Regions from separate parts of the Homo sapiens genome. Here region 1 is linked to region 2. A link is an interaction called in ENCODE POLR2A ChIA-PET data of the cell type or tissue named here. Cell type or tissue: K562. All regions are shown on one strand. Each heading gives the region's core, and the rest is flanking DNA. Links, peaks and the distances in the headings are about the cores only. Region 1 has its middle 59 kb from the start of LINC02695. Region 2 overlaps HIKESHI (heat shock protein nuclear import factor hikeshi).

Region 1 (5,389 bases), core at 321-5,320, 210 kb before region 2:
TACCTCTAATCCCAGCACTTTGGAAGGCCAGGAAGGGTGGATTGCCTGAGCCCAGGAGTTTAAGATCAGCCTAGGCAACACAGCAAGACCTCATCTCTACCAAAAAAAAAACAAAAACCCAAAAATTAGACAGGTATGGTGGTGTGTGCCTGTAATCTCAGCTACTTGGGAGGCTGAGGTGGGAGGATTTCTTGAGCCAGGAGTTCCAGTTTGCAGTGAGCTATGATCACACCACTGCACTCCAGCCTAGGTGACAGAGTGAGACTTTGTCTCAAAAAAAAAAAAAAGAAAAGAAAAAAAATAGATTTTATAATCAATACCCCTGTATTTGAATCATGACTTTACCTTGTACAAACTGTAACAAGTTATCTTGTGTATATTCATATCTCATGTATATATTAGTATCTTCATCCTGTATATTTTAAGACAAATTACTTAATTTTGATTTTCATTTTCCTTAGCTGTCAGATTGGATTGAAAATACCTTCTAGAGCCAGGTGTAGTGGCCTGTGCCTGTAGTCCCAGCTACTCTGGAGACTGAGGTGGGAGGATCACTTGAGCCCAGGAGTTTGAGGCTGTAGTGAGCTGTGGTCATGCCGCTGCACTCCAGCCTGGATGACAGAACGAGATCCTGTCTCTTAAAAAAAAAAAAAAAGTCTGAATGTTTGGAGTTCAGAGACCACACACTGGAGTTATGGCTACTCCCTCACCTCTATGCATCCACACAATAGACTCAGAAAAAAAAAATCTGCCTTTACTTGGAAAATCTCACTACTTAGAAAAGCTTACTACTTGGAAAATCATGGTATTTTCAAACCAAACGGAGATAAAAGTCCTTGTGGAAACTTTACAAGCGCACAGTGTCATTCCCTGAGGTGGTTCAAAGAACACCTTCATCAGGCTGGGTGTGGTGGCTCACGCCTATGATCCCAGCACTTTGGGAGGCCAAGATGGGTGGATGGCTTGAGCTCAGGAGTTCAAGACCAACCCGGGCAACACAGCAAAAACCCGCCTCTGTTAAAAAGAAAAAAAGTAAAACACACAAAAGACAAAGAACACCTTCATGAGGCAAGGTCAGGGCCAGACATAACATCAGTGTGATTTGATTTAAACCATTATCCTGCACTGTTTCCTCTCAGAAATGTTATTGCCTCTCTTCAACCCCATCATTGTTAAAAAATGGACAGAATCTTAGAACTGAGACATATGTGACCTAAGGAAATGTGCTTGCCTATAAATATGGTCCCATAAAGTCTGCCTGTACTGAAGCCAAGAGCAGCTCTCAAGCAATAGACAAAATTTCTTTTGCGGACTCTTGTTATTTTTTCTACCCTTTCCTCCCAGGTTTCTAACACTGTTCACTGATTATCATGGGCCTCTGCTATGATGCACCCAGTGTGGAAAACATCTAAGCCTTCAGTTCAGTGTCTCCCTTCCCTTCTCACTACCCTTAAAAGAAGGGTAGTGAGGTATAGTGGAAAAGAGTAAAGCACTAAGACTCAAATAAATCTCACACCCAGCTCCTCCATTTGTTGATGGAGCCTCAGTTTCTATAATCTACTAACACTTACTATCTCCTACCTCTGCTAATCACCCCTGAGTCCCTTACCAGCAAGAACCATGCATTATTTCTTCTTTTTATCTCATACTACTTAGTGTATAGCATGCAGCAGAGGCTTGACACATGCCTCTGGAGTAAAATTGAACCAACTTGACACATAATCTTGCATGGATCATGAAATGTGGAATGTCTGTGCTAAAAGGAACTCAAAGACCTACCCAGTGCAGTGTCTGCAAACACAAGGCAGTTGCAACCCACTCCCCTCTTCTGTGCTAAATGGACAGAAATGACTAAATAGTCACAATATTCTTTCTAGCAGAGAGTCTTTCCTGACCTAAGCTTCACAATTTTCAATGGAGCTCCCTTGGAGGCCACTGCTGAAATTAGCACTGGAGAAAAAAACCTATGTACCATTCTGGATTAAGTATAACTTGCATTTTATAAATGAAGAAACCCAGACCTAGATAGGTGATATGATTTGGCCAAGGTCACACAACTAATTGTAGGGTGAATTCAAAATAGAACGTAGCCAGCCCTCCATATCCACAGGTTCCAAATCAGAGGATTAAACCAAAAACAGATAAAAAATATTTGGAAAATTTTTTTTGAAATAACACAATAACAAAAAATAATACAAATTTAGGCCGGTCGTGGTAGCTCATGCCTATAACCCCAGCACTTTGGGAGGCCAAGGTGGGTGGATCACTTGAGGCCAGGAGTTCGAGACCAGCCTGGCCAACATGGCAAAACCCTGTGTCTACCAAAAATACAAATACTCCTTGGCTTGAAGGCATTGAGACTTCTGTTAGAATCCAAATGTTAAGCTGTGGATAGAGCACTGGATGGACAGCATGGAGACCTATACAGTCCCTAGGTATGGGGAGAATTTCTAGCAATGACGAATGTGCTTTTTGGTGGGAGTGGTGGGGTGCTTGGCAGACAGGAGAGCCTTAGAGTAATGTGGATACCTTCTTGGTATTTCAGAAGGCAAGTCAATTGCTCAGCACACTTTCACTGAAGGCCTCTTCCAGGCACAGATGCAAGGACTTAGAGGCATAGATAGATAAAACCAGGACTCTGCCCAGGGCTTATAGACCAAAAAACAAACATTGTAAAAAAAACCACAATGATAAGTGAACTAACAGAGATATGCCTAGAGCCTTGCAACGGCAAAAGGACATGACCACACATTGCCTAGAGAAGTCATAGGGAACTTAACTGAGGAAGTAGCTTCTGAGCTGATTATTTGAAGAGAAGTCACAGTTTTCCCAGGAAATTAAGAAGGAAAGAGTGTTCCGTCACAGAGAACTGTGTGTACAATGGCAAAGGGCTGGAACAGAGTCTGTCATATACTGGCAACAACAGAGAGTTCTGTGTGCAAGGAGTTCCAAGTGTGTGATGAAGGGGGGTGGAAAAGAGAAGGGAATGAGGGCAATGTCCAGTGTCAGGAGAGGGATCTAGAGAGAGAAGCAACACCTGCTTTGAAGGAGTCTACAAAGGCTGATAAGACATGCATAAATCATTATAATGCATGGTAGAATGATCCAGTGTTTTTCAGAGGATCAAAGGATGGAGAGGAGAGCTCAGAGAAGAGAGAGATGACTTTTCACTGGGAGTTAGGGATATATTACTGATAAGTCAAGCAGGGTTCAAATTGATCCTCTTTTACTATTGAAATTCAAGTAGAAGTTAAAAATCTGTGATATGATTACTTGTGCAATCGTGTTCTCATTGGGTCACACCTTTAACTTGATAGACCTGATCCTAAGTCCCAACACACCACCCAGTGGGGTGCCCATTCCCATTACATAACATATTGGTGTTTTCTTCACTACTCTGTTACCCATTGCCTACAACAGTGCCTGACACCTGGTAGGTACTGAATAAATATTTGTGGAATCAGTCTTTTAAATGATATATTTTTATTATGGCAACTACACACTCTAGGTTTTTCCCAGTGTCTTAAAAAGTCTGTCTCCCTTGGGAGGCCGAGGTGGGTGGATCACGAGGTCAGGAGTTCAAGACCAGCCTGACCAACATGATGAAACCCTGTCTCTACTAAAAATACAAAAATTAGCTAGGCATGCTGGCATGTGCCTGTAATCCCAGCTGCTCAGGAGTCTGAGGCAGGAGAATCACTTGAACCCAGGAGGCAGAAGTTGCAGTGAGCCAAGAAAAAAAAAATATATATATATATATCTGTCCCTTAGTCGCCATTAGTACCACTGTATTTGTCATGCATCTGGATTTCTGACTTAGCTAACACGGTAAGAGAACCCACAGATACAATATAGAAAAGCTTCATTCTCAGAAACTCTCCCTATGCGAGCTGGAGTTTTTGGGAGGGAGGTGGGAGAGAAGTGTGGTTTAGTAAGAGCACACCATTTCCGGGCTGGAGGCCTCAGCCATTCCCTGCTGCACAGTTAACTGCCCATGCAGTCTTGGACCAAGGCATCTTGTTGTCTCGTTCTTTGCCCACTGAACACACAGGCTCTGAGAGTCTTGGATGGAGGTGGAAAGCATTCGCATCTTGAAAAGGATGTAGTTGGGGCACTTGTGGCCTTGTTTGTTTCTTTCCAGAGCTCTGGCTACTGTATTGGAAAAGGTAAACTTTCAGATCTGCAGGGATGAAAAAGTGTGTTGCTTCACAACTTAGCATCTACCTGATACTGCCTGGAATGTAACATTTAATGTGTTTAATTATCATGGTCAAATGAATCATCAGTGAAAATCATTATCAACTAAATATGTTCTGTTTTTTTTTAAACAAAAGATTCCAACTTTGTTTAGTTTTAGGTTCAGATGCCAAGTTTTTTAAGCTGAGGAATAGGCTTGCTTTATATTCTGACCTTCTACAGTCTCTACCTCTACCTCTCCTTGAAAATTCTGAATCCCTTCTGTATTTAGGAAGTAATAGAGAAGGCTGTCTTTCCTAATGGTTTCACCGGCCTCTCATCAACCGAAACTGAAAGCCTTTGGAATTCTCTCCACCATTTCACCACTGCACTCTTGAGTCCTCTTGATTCTATCCCCAGATTATTCTTACATGTATTCCCTCTTGTCCAGCACATTAATTGAGGTTCTCAGACTGAGTTATTCTAACTGCCTTTTAACTAATCTCTCTGACTCCAAGACCTCATTATCAAGCCAGCCTTTGCACTGCTACAAAACTAACCTCCCTAAAACACAGGTTACACTATGGCCCTCTCTTCCTTTCTGGGCATATCCTTATAACGCAGGGAATAAAATACAAAATTCTAGCATGCTATTCAAGGCCACCTCAAGTCTTGACAATGCTTTGTGAGCCCAACCTCTGGAAAATGAAAAATACATAGAAGAAAAATAAATTTATAAAATAAGCTGGATATAGTTCATAAAATCTGTGTCCAAAAATCTACTGCAAAAAGTGTTTTGTGTGTGTGCATACAAATATAAATTTAGATAGATAGAGATATGTATATGACACACAATGTTATAAATGGTTAAGATTTCTAGACAAGCCCATACAAATCTATTTGATGTATAATTTGTAAACAAACTACTGTGCATGTGCAACAAAATTACTCTGCAATGCCGATAAATAAAATAGGAAAACCATTAAAATTTAAAATAATTTTTAAGAAATATATCTTGACCACTGACCCTTGAGATGACAAGATGGACAGATGACTCCATTTGTCTTTATAGCTAACATTTACACTGTGCTTACAATATGCCAGGCCATATTCTAAGAGCTTTACAAGCAATAGCTTTACAAGTATTTGATCTCACAACAACCTTATAAAATAGATACTATTTCTCCATTTTGTAAACAAGGAAACTGAGGCA
Region 2 (5,389 bases), core at 217-5,216:
ATTGTATAAATGAGCCAGTTTTTTTCATTTCCTTTTTCATATGTTCTCACTAACATTTATCAGACCTTTAAAATTTTGCCAAACTGATGAGTGAAATTAGAATATCATACTTAGTTTGTGTTTCTTGATTACTGGTGATATTGAGCATCTTTGCACACTTTTGGCTGTGTTTGTATTTCCTTTTATAGGAATTGACTTTATATATTTTGTCCAATTTTCTGTTGTATTGCTTTTGGCACTTTTTAAATTTAGTCTTTTGGGAAAAAAACCTAAGATGCCTTTATGTGTTCTGGATAATAATCCTTTGTAAATACATTGCATTTTTCTCCTTCTAGCATGGTGCTTGTCTTTTAACATTGCTTATAGTGACTTTTACATACAGATATACTATATTTGTATATAGATAAATGTATTGTTTCTTTTATGATTTGTGGATTTGTGGGTTTTTTAATGTTTGAGAAATCCTTCTCTGTCCTGATATGTAAAGATATAAAGATGTTCGTGTGTGTGTGTGTGTGTGTGTGTGTGTGTGTGTGTGTGTGTGTAGACTGGGGGTCTCGCTATGTTGCCCAGGCTGGTCTCAAACTCCTGGCCTCAAGCAGAGCCTAAGATGTTGTCTTTCAGTTCTTAAAGCCTTAAGGTTTACTTTTTGAATATGTTTGTGTGCAGTATGGTAAGGGAATTAAATTCATTTTTCCCCTTATGGAAAACTAGTCCTAGCCCCATGAATTGAGTAATTTGTCCCATTTTTTTTTTTTTACCATGAGTAATAGCATCTTTGTCATATATGCTTAGGTTTATTTCTGGGCTGTCTCTTTTATTCCAATTAGTTTATTTGCCTGTCTCTTTGCCAGTGGGGCAAGTTCCTCCTCACAGTCATCAAAATATGTATAGGTATTCTTCATAATAATTGTGTAGGTATTCTTCATAATAATTATATCAGCTTGTTGAGTTTCATTAAATAGTATTAGCTTGTCAAGTTTCATGAAGAACCTTGTTGGAATTTTGTTGGTAATAACATTGGATATATGGGTTTAATTTGGGGAGAATTGGCCACCTTTACCACATTGTCTTTCCATATGTGACATGTTATGTCTTTCCATTGAACATGGTATATCTTTCCATTGAAAATGGTATATATAGGTCCTTTTGTTTTCTTTTCTGTCTCTTAGTAGTCTTTATAATATTTTCCACAAAAATCTTACTAGTTTGTCTTAGCATTTTTTCTAGGTATTGGAGAAAATGCTTTGTTTATATTCTGAATGGAATCCTTTTAAAGATTTCAGTTACACTTAAAAATTATTGTCACTGGTGTGGAGGACTGCTGTTGATTTTTTTTTTTTTTCCTAATATTGATCTTTTAGTTGTGACTTTAGTCTGGGTACAGTGGCACATGCCTGTAACTCTAGCACTTTGGGAGGCTGAGGTGAGAGGATTGCTTGAGCCTAGAATTTTGAGACCAGCCTGGGTAACATAGTGAGACCCTGTCTTTATAAAAAGATAAAAAATTACCCAGGCATGGTGGTGCATGCTTATAATCTCAGCTACTTGGGAGGCTGAGGCAGGAGGATCACTTGAGCCTGGGAGATCAAGGCTACAGTGAGCCATGATTGTGCCACTGCATTCCAGCCTGGGTGAAAGAGTGGGACCCTGTCTCAAAAACAAACGAAGAAACTGTTAGTGACTTTACTGAACTTTTGATATTAATCAGGTGCCTTCGCAGCAGAGTCTCTTGGATTATACTGCCTTCATATTATTCAACAACTGAATAAAAAAACCTAATAAGACCAATTCTCTTGTGTAGAGAAGAGAAGGCATGGCTGATTTTGTATATTTGAGAAAGTGATGCTGGAAAGGTTATTTTTGAGTGAGTAGAAGGTAGTATTATCTTCAGAAGTTCAGTTACTTTTAGGGTTAGTACTTAAGCCCATTTGATTCTCAGGAAATGTGAGTCCATTTACTTCTAGCTTCTACCAAGGAGACTTGGAGTATGTTAGTGAATTTGATCATTTTAGAGTCAAGGAAGGGAAACAGATTAGGAAACAGAGGAAATGGAATAGTGCTGCCTTTATCTTCTTTCCAGCAATGGAAATAACCAGTTGCTCCTTTATAATATGTAAACTCTTATCTTTCTGGCAGGTAAAAGACTTCTTAGAGATGGTTACTATTTTATATGAGAAAATAGGTTGATTTGAGGAGAGTGATAATTGAGGAGGGACATAGTGGATGCAGACATGGAGATGAAAGAAAATATTTTGAAGAAAAATTTTTTTCTTTTTTTTTCCCCAAAGTGAGTAGCATATTTCACAGTGTCATTGTATGTATGATTACTCTTAACATTCTTTTTTATTCATTTATTTAATTTTATTTTTTTGACACAGGGCCTCACTATGTTGCACAGGCTGGTCTTGAATGCCTGGCCTCAAGTGATTCTCCTGCCTCAGCCTCCCAAAGTTTTGGGATTACAGGCATGAGCCACCGCACCCAGCCAGCTTTCAGCATTAGACTCTCTTAGAACTGACACTCCCTATAAACAAGTTAATGTGAGAACACTTTTAATTTAAAAATATTGAGTTCTAAATGAAGTATTCAGTATAATCCATTAATCTATTATTAACTTTTCAGTTCACACAAAAGATGTTGGACAATTTCTACAATTTTGCTTCATCATTTGCTGTCTCTCAGGCCCAGATGACACCAAGCCCATCTGAAATGTTCATTCCGGCAAATGTGGTTCTGAAATGGTATGAGGCATTTTCTGTCTCCAATATTAAGGCTTTTTATAACTGAATATCTATTTTGTCTATGAATATATTCCTTTTTTGACATTTAAACATATTCTTTTATTGTGAACATCAGCACTGCATGCCATTAAAGTATGTACTATAGAGATCTGATGAGAAACAGTTCTTACCCTAAATATTTTGTTATATTGTCGCCATTATGAATTTATAAAGACAGGAAAATATAGTTGCCTATGTTTTAGGGACCACTATTAAAGCTTATAAATATTTGTGTATTTTCATTTAGAAGTACCATCTATGAGAGTAGTTTATACTGCACTGTGTACATGAATGGCTAATGAATCTATTTTCCAACTTTCCCGTGTTTTATAGATATTTCTTTTCACTTTGAGTATCCTAGAGATGGGAGGATGCCTAGGAAGAGTTTGTTGAGAAGTGGTACCATGGTGTAGCATGGAGAGCATTGGAATGCACTAGGTTTGAATTTTGGCATAATGTAGCTATGTGACCCTGAGCAAATTTCTCTCATCTGCTCATCTGTGGAATGAGGAAATAGGAGTTGAATTTGATTTTTTTCCTTAGGTCCCTTCTAGGTCTTAAATTTGCAGAAGATAAACAATTACTAAAATTTCTTATGATTTGTGCTCTCTGATAAAAGCTAATCAAAACTGCCCCGATATTTAAATTCCTATGCTTGCTGTCTTTTTATAAGAATAATTACATTTCCAGATTATCTTTTTAGATTTTTTATAGCTTTTTAGAAATGACATGTAAAATTGTTTTGGATAAGTCATTTGGCAGTTAATGAAAGATCCTATTTTAATTTTCTTGTGAATGTAAATATATGTGTTTTCTTTTCTAGGTATGAAAACTTTCAAAGACGACTAGCACAGAACCCTCTCTTTTGGAAAACATAATTTGAATAAAATAATTTTTAATGGATTCTGAAATTTGTCATGTTTTGAAGATAACTGACTCCATCTAAAAGTATGAGGTCAAAGGATCACGAAACCTAAGTTTAAAAACTGCTTAGAGACTGAAGCTTAATTAAAAATCTTTATTAAAAATTAAAAACATTGAAAAATGAAAATATGTTCATCATTAAAGACTTTTTTCCCCTTAAGCTTAAAATACCATTCAAAGGCAAGACATTTTGTTTTGGCTATGATTCATTTTTTTTACTTAAAAATAAAACCTATACCAAACAGTAGTGTGCCAAGTACCATTGCATGTGTAATCATTCATTTATTGAAATGAAACAATGGTTTGCTGGAGTAGTTAACTTTTCAATTACCTATTTCAAAATTTGGGAGACTTGAAAAACATATGAAGTATACATTTTTAAATATGGAGAAATTATTTTCAGAGATTATTTCTTAAGATTGTCAGTTTTTCCAATTAATACAGGTTGGCTGTCACTTTTTATATCTGCAGATTCATATAAGTTTAATAAAATTGCCATATTGGTGAGCTTTTATTTAATACTGGTAGGCATTTATGTGTAGAATATAGGATTCTTCTTGTTAATGGATGGTTAGTAGTTCATTTTTTGTTGATTATAACAATACCCAAAACTGGGTAATTTATTGACTTAAATGTTTTTTTTTTTTTTAAGACGAAGTTTTGCTTTGTTGTCCCGGCTTTAGTGCAGTGGCGTGATCACAGCTTATTCCAGCCATGACCTCTTGGGCTCAAGTGCTCATCCTGCCCCAAGCTTTCCATGTAGCTGGGACTGCAGACGTGCACCCCCATACCCAGCTAATTTTTTTGATGTTTTTGCAGAGACACAGTCTTACTGTGTTGCCCAGACTAGGCTTGAACTCCTGGGCTCAAGCAATCCTACTTCAGCCTCCCAAAGTGCTGGGTTGGTAATTGATAAAGAAAAGGATTTTTTTTTTTTTCCTACAATGATGGAGACTGAGAATTCCAAGGCCAAGGGGCTGCAGCTGGTGAGAGGCTTCTTGCTGGTGGGGAGACTCTGAAGAGTCCTTAGGCAGTGCAGCGTATCACACAGTGAGGGGGCTGAGCATGCTTTTGTGCCAGCTGAGGTCACTCTTCCTCTTCTTATAAAGCCACCAGTTCCCCTCCTGTGATAACTTAACCTATGGGCAGAGCCCTCATGATCCAATCACCTCTTAAAGGCCGCACCTCTCAGTACTGCCACATTGGGATTAAAATTTCAACGTAATTTTGGAAGGGACAAATATTCAAACCATAGCAATTGTTGAATCATGAGACTTGGCAATGGCTACACAACAGTCTTTAATACTCTGCACAGAAAACATCAGCTAATTGCAATACAATTTCCAGAAGCAAAATGATTATTCATGTACTACAACTTGTATCTAGGACCTAGATTGCCAAACCCAAGCTGAAAAAACATCCTGAAGTTCAGTTGTGCCTCTTCTACAGTCAGGTAGCCTCTTCCCAGTGATTTTTGTAGTGATACAACAGGAAATACTAAGTAAACACAAACTATTCCTTGGTCTGCTAAGAAATCAAAAGAATATATGATTATTCATGATAATCTTGGGTTGTAGTGAATTTAAACTAGTTTCTTGGGCTTCCAGAGCAGATGATGGGAGTGAAATTTTGGGCCACATTTTCTAGTATTATTCTTACTTCTAGAATAGTATCTTGCACAG

What was found. Peaks named below come from ENCODE experiments on the same cell type or tissue, not always from the same donor. Only the 100,000 strongest peaks of a DNase experiment are listed, where the experiment ranks them.
Region 1: POLR2A ChIA-PET joins it to region 2 with 5 read pairs; 2 of 35 experiments call an interaction of 5 or more read pairs at or near these places.

The regions. Positions count from the first base shown.
Region 1 is chr11:86,132,204-86,137,592 of GRCh38, forward strand. No RefSeq gene overlaps it. Among named protein-coding and RNA genes, the nearest start is that of LINC02695, 59 kb to the right of the region's middle. RefSeq lists a cis regulatory region at 2,409-2,892. In K562, for the core only: no CTCF peak of the experiment used is centred there; DNase peaks (open chromatin) are centred at 2,648 and 3,009.
Region 2 is chr11:86,341,978-86,347,366 of GRCh38, forward strand. It overlaps HIKESHI (heat shock protein nuclear import factor hikeshi), which reads left to right. Exons shown (of 5, transcript NM_016401.4): 4 at 2,626-2,744; 5 at 3,607-3,966. The coding sequence ends at 3,661. All of the region lies in intron 4 of LOC105369421 (a long non-coding RNA gene), which reads right to left. Among named protein-coding and RNA genes, the nearest start is that of CCDC81, 30 kb to the right of the region's middle. In K562, for the core only: no CTCF peak of the experiment used is centred there; no DNase peak of the experiment used is centred there.